Regions from separate parts of the Mus musculus genome. Here region 1 is linked to region 2. A link is a loop called in an ENCODE intact Hi-C map of the cell type or tissue named here. Cell type or tissue: left cerebral cortex. All regions are shown on one strand.

Evidence for each region. A loop is a pair of places that touch in the nucleus more often than their neighbours do. Peaks named below come from ENCODE experiments on the same cell type or tissue, not always from the same donor. Only the 100,000 strongest peaks of a DNase experiment are listed, where the experiment ranks them.
Region 1: a loop joins it to region 2, with 9 times the contacts of the local background. A loop is called at or near these places in 4 of 42 quality-filtered maps.

What each region holds. Positions count from the first base shown.
Region 1 is chr3:8,509,688-8,517,687 of GRCm38, reverse strand. The region is part of intron 1 of Stmn2 (stathmin-like 2); the gene reads right to left. Among named protein-coding and RNA genes, the nearest start is that of Stmn2, 4.2 kb to the right of the region's middle. In left cerebral cortex, a CTCF peak has its summit at 3,816 (motif pointing left); DNase peaks (open chromatin) are centred at 6,534, 7,220, 7,320, 7,550 and 4 more places; H3K4me3 peaks cover 4,095 bases; H3K27ac peaks cover 3,871 bases.
Region 2 is chr3:8,661,535-8,669,534 of GRCm38, reverse strand. Hey1 (hairy/enhancer-of-split related with YRPW motif 1) reads left to right here and starts at 2,497. Exons shown (of 5, transcript NM_010423.2): 1 at 2,497-2,753; 2 at 2,958-3,033; 3 at 3,180-3,263; 4 at 3,509-3,590; 5 at 4,471-6,176. The coding sequence starts at 2,665. The coding sequence ends at 5,039. LOC115489673 reads left to right here. Exons shown (of 2, transcript XM_030252957.1): 1 at 1-2,311; 2 at 2,457-2,611. The coding sequence starts at 1,649. The coding sequence ends at 2,597. In left cerebral cortex, a CTCF peak has its summit at 4,834 (motif pointing left); DNase peaks (open chromatin) are centred at 5,691, 6,255, 6,725, 7,317 and 6 more places; H3K4me3 peaks cover 5,752 bases; H3K27ac peaks cover 4,894 bases.

The DNA.
Region 1 (8,000 bases), 150 kb after region 2:
CTCCCTGATACCAGAGGTGGTGTATCCTGGTCTCAATTTTCTAAGTCAACATATCTTATCAATTAGCCCCCCCACCCCATCTCCCATGGAAGTTCGGTTTCTGTTACTAAGGAATTCAGCTGGAAAACAACTAGGTTAACTGTGAGCAATTTTATTTGATAGAAATGAAACTTTGTTACTGATGTCAATATAGAAAAATATTTTTAAAAACAAGGTAATTACTAATCAAAATTTAGTGTAGACTTCAGAATATTTGTTGTAAAATGTATTTTGGAGAAAAGATTTAAAGAGATTGCACCCAATTATGTTCATTTTGATAGAAGGACATTCGGTGGCTCACAGTGTCAACCATTTGTTGTTCCTTAGTTCTTGGACAACAGAGAAAATAGCACAGACTTTAAGACCCCAAGTATAATGGTTGCAGAAGGACGATTGTTAAGTGGGAACTTCTGAAGGCTCTGCAAATGACCCAGCAAAGAGGGAAACTCAGACAGTCTATCACTGAAACAAATCAGCCCTATTACTCACCTGCTTTATATCAAAGACAGATTTTGGAACTTATAATTTCCCCAAGGTAAACAAAATTGTAAATAAAAAACTTTGCTAAGGATTTTGCTCTGTTTTACAGCATCCATGTGCCTTCTCTCAGGCACAAATCTCAGACATGCGTAGTCCGGGTGACCAGTGCCAGGAGTGCCGAGATGCATCAATTAATAACAAATGTACACAAAATGTTATCTTTAATCATGACTAATGAAAATGGGTTATTATAAACACTGGCTTTACTGCTGCAAATGTCTCCTTGACAAATGACAGGGCCAGATTCTTTTATTAAAGATAATTAAAAAATTCTCACAAGGGAGTCAGAGCTTTCCCACAGCTCTCTCCTGCGCGTTTGCTTTTGAACTAGTAAGATAGACTTGAAATAATATATAGTCTTATTAAATGTAGATGCCTAGGCTGTATTTCTTTTAGATTTAAGTTTCTTTCATAAACTAAAGATTAAAATTAAATACCTGGGGTGGATGCAAGGATTAAAAGATGCAGTTTGTCTGCATCTAAGAACAATGATTCTTAAAGCAACACTGCAGTAAAATTGTTATTACAGAACTAACATATTCTTGTTCATGTGTTCAGTTTACATTTCTATTATCTCTAATTTTTATTTCTAAAACTTCCAGGATTAACCATTCACACACAACCTCTGCCATGCTGTCTTAGCATTGCTTTCTTAAAAATAAAACAACAGCAACAACAGTAACAGAAACAACAACAACAACAAAAACAACAACCACCAAACAAAACAAGAGATTAGCAACTATAACAATGTAAAATAGACGTTCTCAACCTATGTGTAACCATTCCCTTTAGGGGGTGGCTGCATATCGGACATCTTGCATAGCAGATATTTACATTATGATTAGTAATAGTAGCAAAATTACAGTTATAAAGTAGCAACAAAATAATTTTATGATTAGGGGTTACCACAATGTACAGTTACCACAACTGTATTAAAAGGTGGTAGCATTAGGAAGGTTGAGAACTACCAATCTAAGGGTTTCCAGCTTCCAGAGACCTGGAAAGTCCTGGAATAACCCACTGAAAACAACAAACAAAAGATAACCTTACTGCAGTTCTGGGCTGTCCCTGTAGTCTACCAACCGCCTGGGCCAATTGTTATTTGGGATCCTGGTTTTAACGCTGTCTTTGAGACATTGTGTGTTTAGTATCATTGCTGCAGGACAGAGTTTCCAGAAGTGTATCATGTCTCTGCCCTGCCACTCACTGCACAGGGAGACGGATACATGATCTTTTTAATGATATTCCTTGATGACCTATTTATTCCCCTTCTAGACCAACATCCTTAGAGGAGTAATGATGAATAATGGAGGTTCTTTATTGACTTAAGAAAGTAGCAAAATTATTTACTTATTTGGCTTAAATTAGAGTCTCACAGTATAGCCCCGGTTGACCTTGAACCTAAAACCCTCCTACCTTTAGGTCTTGAGTGATGGGATTTGCAGGCATGAGCCACCACCATACCAAACCTAATCTGTTTTCCAAAATAGGGTCATACCTAGTGAATTCCTTATAACCCAGTGAATGCTTAATATTTTTTCATGCAACATCTAGGATTAAATGCTCTGTTGGAATAATTTGGTAAGTACTATCTATGCACATACACTAACTTCAGTATGATTTTAACCTGTTTTCCTTTCTTCCCCATATGGAGTTAAGTGTCTAGTAATTTGTGCATTATCCTGCATCTAAAAGGTTCTGGTTTTAACTTCTGTTCTGTGTATCATTTGTAAGTGACAGTAATATCATATTATATATTATCCCTTCTTTTTTATTTAACAATTTTTTCTGGATATTTTCTTCATTTACATTTCAAATGCTATCCTGAAAGTCCCCTATTTTTCTTAACTGAGTCACAGACCCACCCACCCACACACATATTCACAGAGCCAGGCTTATTTCTCCCACCATTTTCCTCAAAGGCCTTCTGTTGAGTCCTGTAATATAAATATATTTTAAACAATCTAATTAAGAGAGAGTGATGGCACAGAATACATATCCTCAGAGGAATCAAATCCCTATGCATATGAGTTTGGAAGTGAAATATTCTGTAATCCATTGCCACAGATTTAAAAGTCAGGACAGTGGAACTTCCTCTGAGGGGCACATGCTCATCATCAGTGGAACTTCCTCTGAGGGGCACATGCTCATCAGGACAGTGGACTTCCTCTGAGGGGCACATGCTCATCATCGCTCTATTTTAACAGTGGTAACTTGATGGCTGGAATTGGCATCAGGGTGCAGGTTGTCAGAGTTGAAGGCGCCTCTTCCCTCAGTCATACCTCAGAGAATCTAAACTGCAATGAGAACTGAACTAGAGTTTGAGAAACATATTTACATGATAGTATTAAACACCTTAAAGGTAAATTATAGTTTTGTAAAGTATATAAAAAATAATTTCCCTTCTATTGAACATTGAAACGATTTTCTTTGATAATCATTACAATTAATTTATACTCATATATTTCTTTTTCTTTAAAATTGGTATCAGTTATTTACTATACTAGTAAAACTCCTGAAGGTTTTAAGGCCATTTTCTGTCATTTCCCAACAATTATCAAGTATAATTGTATATATTTATAAATATGTCATATATAAATCATAACTGTTGAACATGCACAACAATTGGATGGAAATCCCATTAGATTTGGTTTGAAAAGGTATCCTTAGGGAAGATGGAGAGCAGCTGCTGCCAGGCTGGCCACACCTCCTCAGGACCACGTTTTCCTGCCTGCTTCACTCACTTTTTGTTTTGTTTTTTGCAGTTTCCTTTAAGGGTGGAGCTTCTGACATTAGAGCTGTTCCTAGCATGGGGCATATTTAAATAAATGAATCAGTAAACAATGGTTTTAATTTATGTCTTTACTTACAAATTAAAACATCTGTTTCTAAATAATTTTGCTATTACTACTGACATTTTCTACCATTTATGTACCATACAACCCCAGAAGTAACATAAATGATATAATAATTATGCTGTAATGGAACTGGAAAAAAGATCATGAGGGACTAATTATCGGGGCTCTGCCAACTTGTAGATTGCAATCTCTCATCCCACTGTAGATATGTGCATGCCCTTCTCATTCACAAGAGCAAAGCATGGCATTATTCTATTAAATCAACAATCGAATGATTCCAATAAAAGAAAACTTTTTATTTTATTTTATTTATTTATTTTTAGCAGTTAGCGTTTGTAGCCTGGTTAAAATCAATCATAGAGACATTGATTGCCCTCTAGTGGTGTGAAAAGTTAGTGCAGACTCCATGGTCTCCCAATTGCAAGAACTAGGAGGCAAATAGCTTCGGTTCTGGAAGCATTTGGGTTTGAGTGTTTTCTGTGGATCAGACATTCATACAATGTTACAGATTACATCGTAACAACAGTGCGTGTTTTTCCACAAACACAAGCAAACAAACAAAAAACCTGGTGGGAAGCTGCTTCGGATTAACTATCCCTGTGGGGCTGACCACACCCAGGTCTGGGTTTGTGCAGCTAGCTGCCACATGCTTTGAGACCAATTTTATTTAGCCTTTCACAAACAACTAGCTACTGGAGTGACACGAACATACATTTTATCTCAGTTAAGGGAATAAAAGCATCCATGGACAGAATAACAGCAATTTCCCTAAAGATGTACTATATTTATCATTGAAAAGACAATATGGATTCATCTTCTATTTTATAGTTAGTCATCTGGGTTTTATGCAAAAATCTTGCTTGATAGATATAAAATCAACTCAGAACCAAGTAACTATTTTGATTCTAAGTTACAAAAGGAAACTATTTTATTATGTGAACCAGCATCCCGAGAGGGCATGTTCTGAGTCTACATAAAATGGAACTTCTTGCAGCATTTTTTTAAACTGACAGATATTTGATGAAAGGCATATCGTGCCAAATGACCTAATGTTTATTTTTCCAAATTACTATTTATCCATAAGCGATTAAAATTTTAAATAAAAAGTAATGGTAACATTTAAATGCCAGAAGTGAAATCCTATAGAAAAAAAAATGTCTAATGAAGAAGCAATGGCTCTCATAAAAAATAAACAACCCACAAATCTGTTTGTAAGTAAGTCAGTGCAAAACTGCTAGGAATTTTGATGAAACAGAGGTCTAGAATTTAATTTTTCAATCTACAACGAATCGAATCTTAACGGTCATTTAAAAACATGCTTTTCCTCATAGATTTTTAACATGTGCAGGCAAACACCACAGATTCAATGATAGACATCATTGTTCCAGAGCCTGACGATGTGCTTCACAGGGCAGAACCCTGCTTACTGCCACCCACTCTACGAGTATGACTTAGATATTTGTAATTGATTATCAAGCTCCGTTTATTTCTTTATTTCCCCCCTGAAATCCTGGTAAAATCTTCTATTTTTTATTTCTAATTGTTTATGCTTTAGTTTATACTGTGCCCCCATTTGAGAAGATAATGGGCGGTACAATATGTACTTAGAGCAAACATGCTGAATACATAGATTGTTTAATGAATCAGGAGAAAAAGCACTGTCCTTGCAGATTAATTGATTACCCTTTGCAATGGGATGCTTTAAAAAAAACAAAACCCAAAACGGCACCCTTTTCACTGCGGAGGTAATGTCTCTTCTCACTTTCACAAGTGCGGTCTAATTATGGCAGAAGGGACCTTGGCACCTGTCATCTGTGGGGTGGGAGTTTCATTGGTTGGTGGTCACCATTTTACGATCCGTTTTTCTGGGTAGAATTGAGACTGTATCAAAAAGCACTTGGAAGAGGAATTTTTGGGGGGAAACAATAAAAAATGCGTGCATAAACGTATGTATGTATGTATGTATGTATGTATGTATGTATGTATGTATGTATGTGTTGTATCCTCTTGTGGAGGGGCATAACATCTCAGTTATATATAATTTTTGCCCATTGAAACAAAAACAATTCTCTGTGGAGAATTTCCCAGCGATCATCTGGTGCATAGGCTGTCCTTAGCAAGTACCAGCGCACACATCCCACCCACAAGAACATACAACACAGCAACGGGAAGTCAAAATGCATCTGCTTTATAGAAACTGAAATGGACAGAAGCAGATAGAATTGTTTTGTGGTTGTGTATGGGAAGAGGATGGAGGTTGGCAAAGATGATCAGGAAGATTAGTGGCAAGGGGTTAATCGGTACCAAAAGGGACCAGCATACTTTTTGAACAAATGAGACTTAAGAGGAGATAAGTGAGTCTTGGACTAATAATCATGATGATTTCTAAGGAATCACAATTCTGGTCACAAGGAGTAACTAGCCAGTCGTCTGCAGCTGAAACCTCTCCGTGGGACAGACAGAGCAGGAAAATCTCCCCAAACCCCATCAGAACCCTTCTGGACAAGCGACTTGATAGCAAATTGTGGCAACCGAGAGTAGCTCAGGACACTGCGCAGAACCCTCTCCTGGGATACTCTGTGGGGGCGAGAGCCCAGTTCCGAGAGGAAGGCGAGAGCTGCAGGGCTGGCCCGGGTCCACGCGCGATCGCCACGTGCTTGCTCCCCAAGCTCACTGGCTTTGGTTGTAGCAACGAGGGGTGGGGTCGAGCCACGCCCCATTGGAGGACCCTCAGTGGGGTCTCTATCCCAGAACACAAGGCCATGGGCTTGGGCTTGGGAAAAAGGTCCTTGGATTCTGCATGGGCAAGGACACCTTCCCGAACCACAGGGAAGGGGGTCACCTCTGTGGTCCAGGGGCCCAGCAGGGCGCGGCTGCGTCTTTGTGCGGCCAGGCTTGGCTCGCCTTTCTGCACAGCCTCTATCCGCTGGGAGGGGCTTAGTCCTGCGACCCTGAGCCTGGGCAGATGTGTGCACACCCTGAGGGGTTTGGGGCTGTTCTGGAAGGCGGGGCTAGAAAGAGGGGTGCCCGGACTGCAGACTGTTCAGCAGCCCCACCCAAGTTCGTGGGAGCCAGCCTGGAGCCTGAGTCTTCAGGGCTCCGCAGACAGGGTGGGGCAGGGCAGGGTGGAGCCAGTCCATATCCTTTTTCCTGCTCTGCATCAGTAGCTCGATCTAGTGTGTGTGTGTGTGTGTGTGTGTGTGTGTGTGTGTGTGTGTGTGTGGTTCTAGCCGCTTCCCCAGTGCAGGCCCCTCCCAGGCTGTCTACCCTAGGGAAACAAGCACAGGACCTTTTCGGAACGATGGCACTGGATCTAGACTGGACTCTATTGCGGTTTTACAGATTTGGCTCCGTCTGACCCACAAAATTGAAATTGCACGAGGCTCATCTTAAAGACCTTGACCTCTTTTGCTTTATGTCACCCTTACACATCTTTATCTGTATTATTTTCTGTATACCCTTCTAGGTTCCCTAATTGCCCCCTCCCCTCCCCCCGAAATGACCCAAGGAGTTCAGAATAGCTCCCCCACCCCCTGCTTCTTTCCCTTTTTTGATTTTTTTTTTGCCACTATGTTTAAATATCCTATTTAATGTGGTTCTGAAAAATATGTTAACGAAGAACAATGAGGCCAGGGTGGAGCGGCTGAGGTTAGCGGTCAGGTCAGGCACGCAGGCTGCTAATGAGTGAGTGGGGCGTGGCGGGGCTCTGCCGTTCCCGCAGGGTTGGGTTTTTCAGTGTTGTGCTGAGCTCCCCATTAGGCCCCCATTCTACTGAGGGTGTGGAGCTGGGTCCGGGTGGGGACAGCTTGACTCTGCACAGGGTGGGGCTGTCCGCATAGTATGCCCAGCGCTGCAGGTGCCCCCCCCCACACTCCCACCATTGCTTCACACACAAAGAAACCCCACCCCGGCGCCTTGGGAAGCCAGGTCCCTTTACCCCTCCCTGCCGCGCACGCTCTCCCGCCCCTGCAGCTGCCCACCCGCGCCCTCCACGCCCTCCTCCTGTTTCCCCTCCCTCTTCCTAAAACAAAGGAGCTAAGGTCCTACCCCACCCCTCCGGCCGCCTTACCTCCCCGCACCGCGCCCCAAGACTAGTGGTTTTTCCAAGATAGACAATACCATTAAATGTGCCCACTCCCCTCCCCCGTTCCCACTCCTCTCTCAAACCTCCAGGATGGGACCGCTTTGACTTTGCATTTTCTCTTTTATTCCAACATCACTCCCTTCCTGTCCCTATTATCTTTTTAAACTACAGAATAAATATAGGACGTTCAAAACCACTTTCCGAAATGTCCCTTCACCTCACTAAAGGCAAATCGTTAAGGTAGCCCCCTCCCCTCTGATGGACACTTTAGTTTTAAATATGGAAGCAGAATAAAATTCCTACCCATTGGAGGAAAACTTACCTGCTTCTATCTTTTAAAAAGAAACCATTTACTTTAGTTTTTCAAAGACACCCTTCCCCCTTTGGTCTCTTAGAGCTCCCTCCAACCTTTCCCGGTTCCTGTCATGAATGTCTTTCCCTTTATAAAATATCTTTTAATGTCTTTAGAGATCCGAGAG
Region 2 (8,000 bases):
AGTGTTCCCATTCTCTCCCTTCTCCTTATCAGAAGGTGCCACTAGGCTTCGGGACACCTATGGCTACCCCATTTGTGTATCAGCTTATTGTGTATTGTCTCCCGCGGACTTCTATAGCTACCCCACTTATGTATCAGCTTATTGTGTGTTGTCTCCCGAGGCTGTGAGTTCAGAGACAGTGTGGAGCTTATCACCTCTTGTCACCTTTATCTCTCAGGTGCCGGCATTGTGCCAGGCATGCAGAAGACACTTTGGAAGTACTGGGTAGACGGTCAGAAAGAGATGGACAGACAGATAAGCATTGGTATTCTTTTTTTAGTGCTAAACAAGTGTTGGGTCCCAGAGTTCTAGCATTTGTTTTGTACAAGGTCTTGCTATACATACAATTCAGGAGAACCTATGTGCATAGACTGGACTGGAACTCATGAAATTTTGCCTCTACTTTGCAAGTTCTATGATTAGAGGCACACAGTACCACATGCCCACCAGGATAGCCTCATTTTCCACAGTAAATTTGAGGAATATTGGTATCTAAAACCAAGCACCCTCAATGTAAACCGTTTCTTTTTACCAGCCAATCTGCTGCTAGTTTCTTTCTCTGCACAACGGCCAACATTGGCTAAAGCAAACAAGACCTTACTGTAGGTGCCACTGACCCAGAAAACTTAAAAGCTATGCAGTAGAGGTCATGCTGGTTCAGGTGCAGGGTGCTCCGTCACTTTAGGGGGAAACATGGGATGGCGTCAAGGGAGGCAGGTGATATGAGGCTCTGAAGATGGAGAAGATGGATGAAGAGAGGGGTCTGGAGGTGAGCTTCCAGCTTGTGACAGGAGCGAAGCGAGCTGTGAACATGGAGAGGGAAGCAGGCAGTGAGCCTTGGCTTGACCACTCCTAAGCTGTGTGGTGGGATATGTGCACTAGGAAAAAACAAAGCCAAGATGGAGGGACCTCACCTTTTCAGAGGAGCTGTGAGGGCTGAGGCTCTGAACAGTAGGGTGAAGTGCAATGAGAACTTTAAAAGGACCCAGGATGTGGTCTAAAGTGTGTGGATGGAGAACTGGACCTGGGAACTCGGTTTAGTCTGCATTTATGGAACCCATCATGTCTAGAAACAGAATTGCTTGCAAAGGTGTTGAGTTTCTTTTATTCTTCTCAACGGTTATGAAGTTTTGCTTCATAGACGGGATTGCAGGCTCCAAGAGTGGGGCAGGATAAAGACTGGGCTTTCTCCAGGTTGTCTACTTCTGTGAACGCTGAACTAGGGAAACAATCCATAAGATTTAAACTATTTTTTTAAAGTCGCCCTTCTTGGTGGGGGAGAGGGGAGAGCGGTGTGCAGAACTTCATATAGCACCCCAAACGCCCCTCCCAACTGAGACCAACGGGTGTGTGTGTGTGTCCGCGCGCGCGCGATGCGGGCCAGAAACGTGCATCCTCGCACAGATGATCGCACAGCCTCAGAAGCAAACACCCAGGCCGCCACCCTGTCGCCTGCTAAGAGGATCTGGCCGCCAACACTAGGGGGAAGGGAGGACAAAAACAAAACAAAACAACAGCAAAAATCCCAACATAATGAATGTCTCGGGGGATAGCTACTCCTCCCTCAAGCTAACCCAGAAAACAAGCGCTCTACTTCCCCGGAAATGACATGCATAGGGGCATGCATTTCGTCCCAAAGCTGAGAAGCCTTGCAGGATTAGCTTTAGAGGCTCCTAGAACCCAAAAAGCAGCATCCCTTGAGTCTCTCAGGCTCTGCTCCCAGAGCTGGTGGCCACCATCCAAAGGAGCGGCGCCCCAGGCGACTGTTCCTGTAGGACCCGCCAACTACGCCCGCCTCCAGCCGCGGGGCACCGGCAGCAGTGCAGAGAACGGGACGCGGGCGGTGGCTTCCGGGGCCCGCCGGCGCCCGGACTCCGATTACAGGTTCACACCAGGAGCCCGGCAGGCGCGCCCTCGTGCAGCCCGGCTCCCCCGCCTGGCTATTCTTCTCCATTCATGCAGCCGCCCAGAGCAGCCGCCCAGAGCAGCCGCCGCCGCCGCCGCCACCGTCGCCGCCGCCGTCGCCGTCCGTCCGGATTGGCTGGCGGCCGGGGCGCCGGCACTTTCCCACGGCCCGCGGCGCGTGCGGCTCACCGGCGGCGCTGCAGGCGCGGCCCTGGCACACGGCCAGGCCAATCCGGGCGCGCGGGGTGGGGCTGGGCGGGGCGGTGGCTATCGCCGGGCTGGTGTCCCGGGCCGGCCCCCCATTTCTGCCCGCCGCCGGCCCACCGCCGCCCGCGGCCCCCAGCCGAACTCCTGCGGAGCCGACGCACTGCCGCCGGGCAGGGGCGGGCTCCGGGGGCGGGGAGCAGCCAGCCTCGGCCTCCGCTCGTCCCGCCCCCATGCGGCTGCCAATCTGCGCAGCGAGGCGCCAATTGGCCGGGGCACGCGGTTACCCGGGAGCCGTGGCCCCGCCCCTGCCCCAACCTCTCCGCCTTCCCCGCCCTCCCCCTATCCATGGGAAGGGGCGCAGCGTGGGAAAGGGATGGTTGAGTTTTAACCGGAGACTGAGCGTGAGTGGGATCAGTGTGCACGCACCTCCCGCAGCCGAGCGCTGAGCGGCCACTGCAGTTAACTCCTCCTTGCCCGCCGCGCGACCCTCCTCGGAGCCCACGCTCCGCCACCATGAAGAGAGCTCACCCAGACTACAGCTCCTCAGATAGTGAGCTGGACGAGACCATCGAGGTGGAAAAGGAGAGCGCGGACGAGAATGGGTGAGTTGGCGGCGTCCGACCGATCCGGAGCGGGAGGAGAGGATGGGGTGCGCTGATGCTGGGTTCCCTTTGCCGGGAGTCGTGGGCCGGCAGCTGCTGGCTGGGAGCAATCGTCCCCGAGCCCTCCAGCTCAAGTTGCCAAAGAAATCTGGTGTAGGAGGGCTCTCCTTTCCTTTCTCAAGGCAATTGCTTCCCATCTTACAGAAACTTGAGTTCGGCGCTGTGTTCCATGTCCCCAACGACATCGTCCCAGGTTTTGGCCAGGAAAAGACGGAGAGGCGTGAGTACCCCCCCCCCCAATAATTTAAATATATATGCACATTGTTATATTAATTAATTAACTAACGGAAAGAACCACATTTCTTCTCGTTGGAATGTACAGTCATAACGTAAATGCCCTCCTTTGTTTTTGTCTGCTTCCCATAGATCATCGAGAAGCGCCGACGAGACCGAATCAATAACAGTTTGTCTGAGCTGAGAAGGCTGGTACCCAGTGCCTTTGAGAAGCAGGTAATGGAAGTATGAGAGCGCTGAGTGTAGCCATCGGCACCTTCTGATTCCCTCCCCTCCGTGCTTCTAACCTCATTTGTGCCAAGTCGTTGGATGTTCTTACACAAATTCCCACAGATTTTGTGGATATACGTGACTTTTGCTTTTTTTTTTACGTTTGTATTTTACATGTATGTATATTTGTGTGCATATTTTAAGTTCTCCAAAGGCACTTGTGTCAGATAAGCCTTTTGTCTTCTTTTTAGGGATCTGCTAAGCTAGAAAAAGCTGAGATCTTGCAGATGACTGTGGATCACCTGAAAATGCTGCACACTGCAGGAGGGAAAGGTATTCCTCTCCAGTTCAGCTGGGGCTTTGCGTGCTCGGCGTGGGGGGTGGGGGTGGTAGCAAGCGCAGTCTGGGATTGGTGCAGTCCCTGCCTGCTTTGCTTTGTGGGGTGGGGAGAGCAGTATGTGCTTGCCAGCCAAGTGCACCTTCAACAGCACATGGGTTCTTGAGCAGTGAATACATCACCCCAATCCTCTTTCAACTGAGCTAATGCACCTTTCAGCAAGCGCCTGTCTCCCGGAGCTCCTCCGGTTGTGACAGCCCTGATTTAGGTCAAGTCACTCATGTTTGTCTGTTGCTATTTAAGAAAGGATTGGGAAATGGCTTATTAAAAAGAACAACTAGATAGTCGGAATTTTATATACAGATTTAGAAAACGAACTGCCAAAAGAATTTGGAGGAAAGAGACATGTTGGGGCTAAATAGAGAGGAAAAAAAAATCTAACGGGGTGAGAGACTGAAGCCCGTGTCTGTCTCCAGCCACCAGATTCTTCACCAAGGACCAAGTGCCTAAAAGCTCCACGATGATAACTTACATCTGTGTGTCTAATGAATTTCACTGCTCTGTGGTTTCTCTGTCCTTGATGTATTTTTTGTTGTTGTTGAGGGAAAACATTAAAGGAGGGAACATAGTTTCATCTGCTGGTAGGGTATAATTCCAATTTCTGCTCAGCAGCTTCTAATTGGGCTTTGAACTTGCATTAGCAAACATATACTGTTGATTAATGCAAAGATTTTGGTCAGCTTCAAAATATTTGAGCTTCCAGGACCCATGATCTGTGCTGTAATCCTGTATGGAGTTGCCAGGAAGAACTTTGGAGTGGAAGAAATTCAGGAAATGAGCAGAGCCTTGAAGGTTTTCCTTTGTTTTTGTGCACAGGTTATTTTGACGCGCACGCCCTGGCTATGGACTATCGGAGTTTGGGGTTTCGGGAATGCCTGGCCGAAGTTGCCCGTTATCTGAGCATCATTGAAGGACTCGATGCCTCCGACCCGCTTCGCGTTCGCCTGGTCTCCCATCTCAACAACTACGCATCCCAGCGGGAAGCCGCGAGCGGCGCTCACGGTGGCCTCGGACACATTCCCTGGGGAAGTGCCTTCGGACATCACCCACACATCGCACACCCTCTGCTGCTGCCCCAGAATGGCCACGGGAACGCTGGCACCGCGGCGTCACCCACGGAGCCGCATCACCAGGGCAGGCTGGCTTCTGCCCATCCGGAGGCGCCGGCCTTGCGAGCGCCCCCTAGTGGCGGCTTGGGACCGGTGCTTCCCGTGGTGACCTCGGCCTCCAAACTGTCTCCACCGCTGCTCTCCTCTGTGGCCTCGCTCTCAGCCTTCCCCTTTTCCTTCAGCTCCTTCCACCTACTGAGCCCTTCGACACCCACGCAGGCAGCAAACCTTGGCAAGCCCTATAGACCTTGGGGGACAGAGATCGGAGCTTTCTAAAGAACTGATGCTGTAGAACAAGGGAGGGGAAAGCTTAAAATCCCAGGTGTGTTGGGACGGTTGTCAACACCACCCTAAAGTCGCCAGTAAGTCAGGAAAAAGGTACATTTTCAGATAATTTTTTTCTAAAGACTAAAAGTTTGTTGGTTTACTTTTCTCTTTAATTTTTTATCATGTCATGCATTAGCAGTTTTAAAAAATTAGTTGTTAATTTTTGTTTAAAAGATTCAATTGAGGTAGTGATTACGAACCAACACTTTGATCCGTTGTTTGTTCTGTGCCTCATTTATTTTGTAAACCTGTCTGTCTGAGAATGATTCCGTTTGCCTCAGCGTGGGGAATCTTAACATTAGTGTTTGGGGTCTGTTTCCTGGTGTGTATAAGTTGTAATCTTTTGAGGATTAATTTCGCACGCCACTATGCTCAATGTTAACACGATTTTGTTACTACTTTGATGGACCGAGGTGTTGTATAAGTGGTATTCTTTGGGGAGGGAGGGTCAGCAAAGCATTATATTTGCAAACAAAGCGTTGACAAATCAGATGCGCAGCTTTACTGGAGAGCACTGGCTCTCTCTCTGCCTCTCAGAGCAGTGAGGTGAAGGGAGAAAGGTGTCTGTGCCCTGAATCCAGATGACCAGCTACTGTGGCCTGCTTGGCTTTTCTCTTCTGATATTTCAGGTTTAGAAACAGCTGCTGGTAGTCTAGGTCCCCATTTGGAGCGTTGGCAGCAAGCAAGACAGTTATGTAGACCTTGCCTGCACTTGGCAGCCCTAAGCACTCTCAGTCTCACGGATTTCACCGTTCACCAGTGTCGACCTGCGTAAGCGATCGGAGTCTGAAAGTAGCTTGGTGCCTGTGAAACACAACCCGATTTTCCTAGAACTCCCATATTTTCTTTTAAGTGGAAATTTTTATGTTGTGTTTTCCTTTTGGTGCATGAAAATGTGGTTCTTGCAGTACTTAAAAGGGCTTCTCTGCCTTCTCATTCATTTTTAAAATTTTGATTTGGGCTCTAAAAGTATTGTTTTACAGGCTTACCCCTTTAGAAGGTATAATTTGAACAGCTCCTCTGAACTAGGTTTGACCTCTGTTGTATTGATGTGTTGTGACTAAATAAAAAGCAAAGAACAATATATGTACTGTGTCTGTCTTCCTGAGCCTGTGCTGGTTGGGAAATCTCCGGCTTCTTGGTTTTCGTTCTGCCCGATGCTTGGTTTTCGTCCTTTTCCCAGTTACATTATTCTTGGCATTCTAGGCCGTGCACATGTGTACATCTAGCAGAGTGACTTTGTTAGGCTGCAGAGCTCCGCTTGGCCTCCTGGGAGGGAATGGTAGCTTGTCTGATAGTCAATCAGGTGATCTGCCTCTCAACTGTCTCTGGGATCAGAGTTTGAATTCAGGCAGTTATTGGAAAGAACTTGAAAAAAATCACTTTAAGCTGTGGTTGATCATTTTATTAGTGCTGAACACACAGTGTGCACGGTTCTTAACTGACAAAAGAGACACTTCATGTTTCTATTTGCATTTGTTTTTATGGGAAAACAGGACTACAATGGCATTGTAGCTGAACCTGCAGAGAAGGCTTGGTGTGGCATCATGATGAGCAGTTGGCAGGCTGTAATTCTGCACCTGCACACTTCCAAGGAGTCGTCTCTTGTCTAATTTCTAAGGAATGCATTTAACCCTTGGGCCACACTGTGCTTCTGAGCTGTGTGTTAGGAAGCAGACATATGCTTTAAGTTAGAACAAAATGCTACCATGACAGAAGCAGTAATTGGCCACAGAAGAATGCCTTCCAGTGCCTTGAAGATCCTGCCAATGAAGGGGTACCGCCTCTCTACTCAAGCAGTTTGCCTTGATCCCACAAGTGGCAAAGAGGAGAGAAGGCAAAACCCACTCTGGTAGGCGACAATAGTGTTCCTTTACTTTGGGCAACAACTGTGGTCGACCTCCCTGATGAGAAAGCAAAGACAACAGAAAGAAAAGCTTAGACTTTGCAGTTGGGCAATAGCCCTTGGGTCTCTGGGAAGGATTTGGGCTTTCAATGTGAGGATGCCATTCAAGCTTTTGCTTTGTGGCCTCAACCATTGGTCTCTCTTGAGGTCTTCGGCTCTGTCCTCAGCCTTGCCTGTGCCTGTGCAGACATGCTCCGTCTGTCACAGGGCTGTGACAGGAAGTGTTTGGACCATCCTGCCAAGCATGCTTCAATTTAGCAAACGTGGCTTTCAGTGGTGCTGCAGCGTAGTACTGTGCATGCTTTCACTCCCTCAACCTCCTGATGCCTAGGCTTGGATGGCTGCCGATGTGCTTTGCAGAAGGAGCCATGGACGTATGAGATATCTAATGTGTCATCCTTGTCACAAGGCTGATGGCTATGTCATAACCTGGGAGGGAGTACTTGTGGGAGAGCAAGGTGAACCATCTTCTTCTTCCTTTCTCTGTCTCCCTACCCTTCTCCACCCACAGGCTCACCTCAAACTTCCTGGGTGGTTCAGATGGAGTGGGAGGATGCAATTGCTATGTCCAAGAGCCAGCAGAACTGTTAGATGACAATTCCCGTTTTGAATTTACACATTAAAAGTGAACACCAGGGCCATCAATTAATGACTCAAGTCTATGTTTATATCATGTGTGATTTTTATTCATCTATCTGCATAAACAAAAATATCTAGATTGTGGGACTACTAAGGGGGTAGGGAAAGAGGGGGAGGGGGAGATAGCCCGCATCCGGCCAGAGTTCCTTCTGTGCTCTGGGCAGGCGAACATGGGAGGGCTGCCAGACGCTTTCCACTTGGCCCCAGGTGGGCATCTGGCTGTGTCAAGTCACTGGACCCCACTTAACGGGGGTGGGGAGTGGGGGGTGTGGTGGACAAGGGGCAGCCCCCATACCAGGGGCCCCGGGGCGACACCCTCAGCCTTGGGGATATGGAGGAGAGAGCAGAGGGAGAGAGGTTCCCAC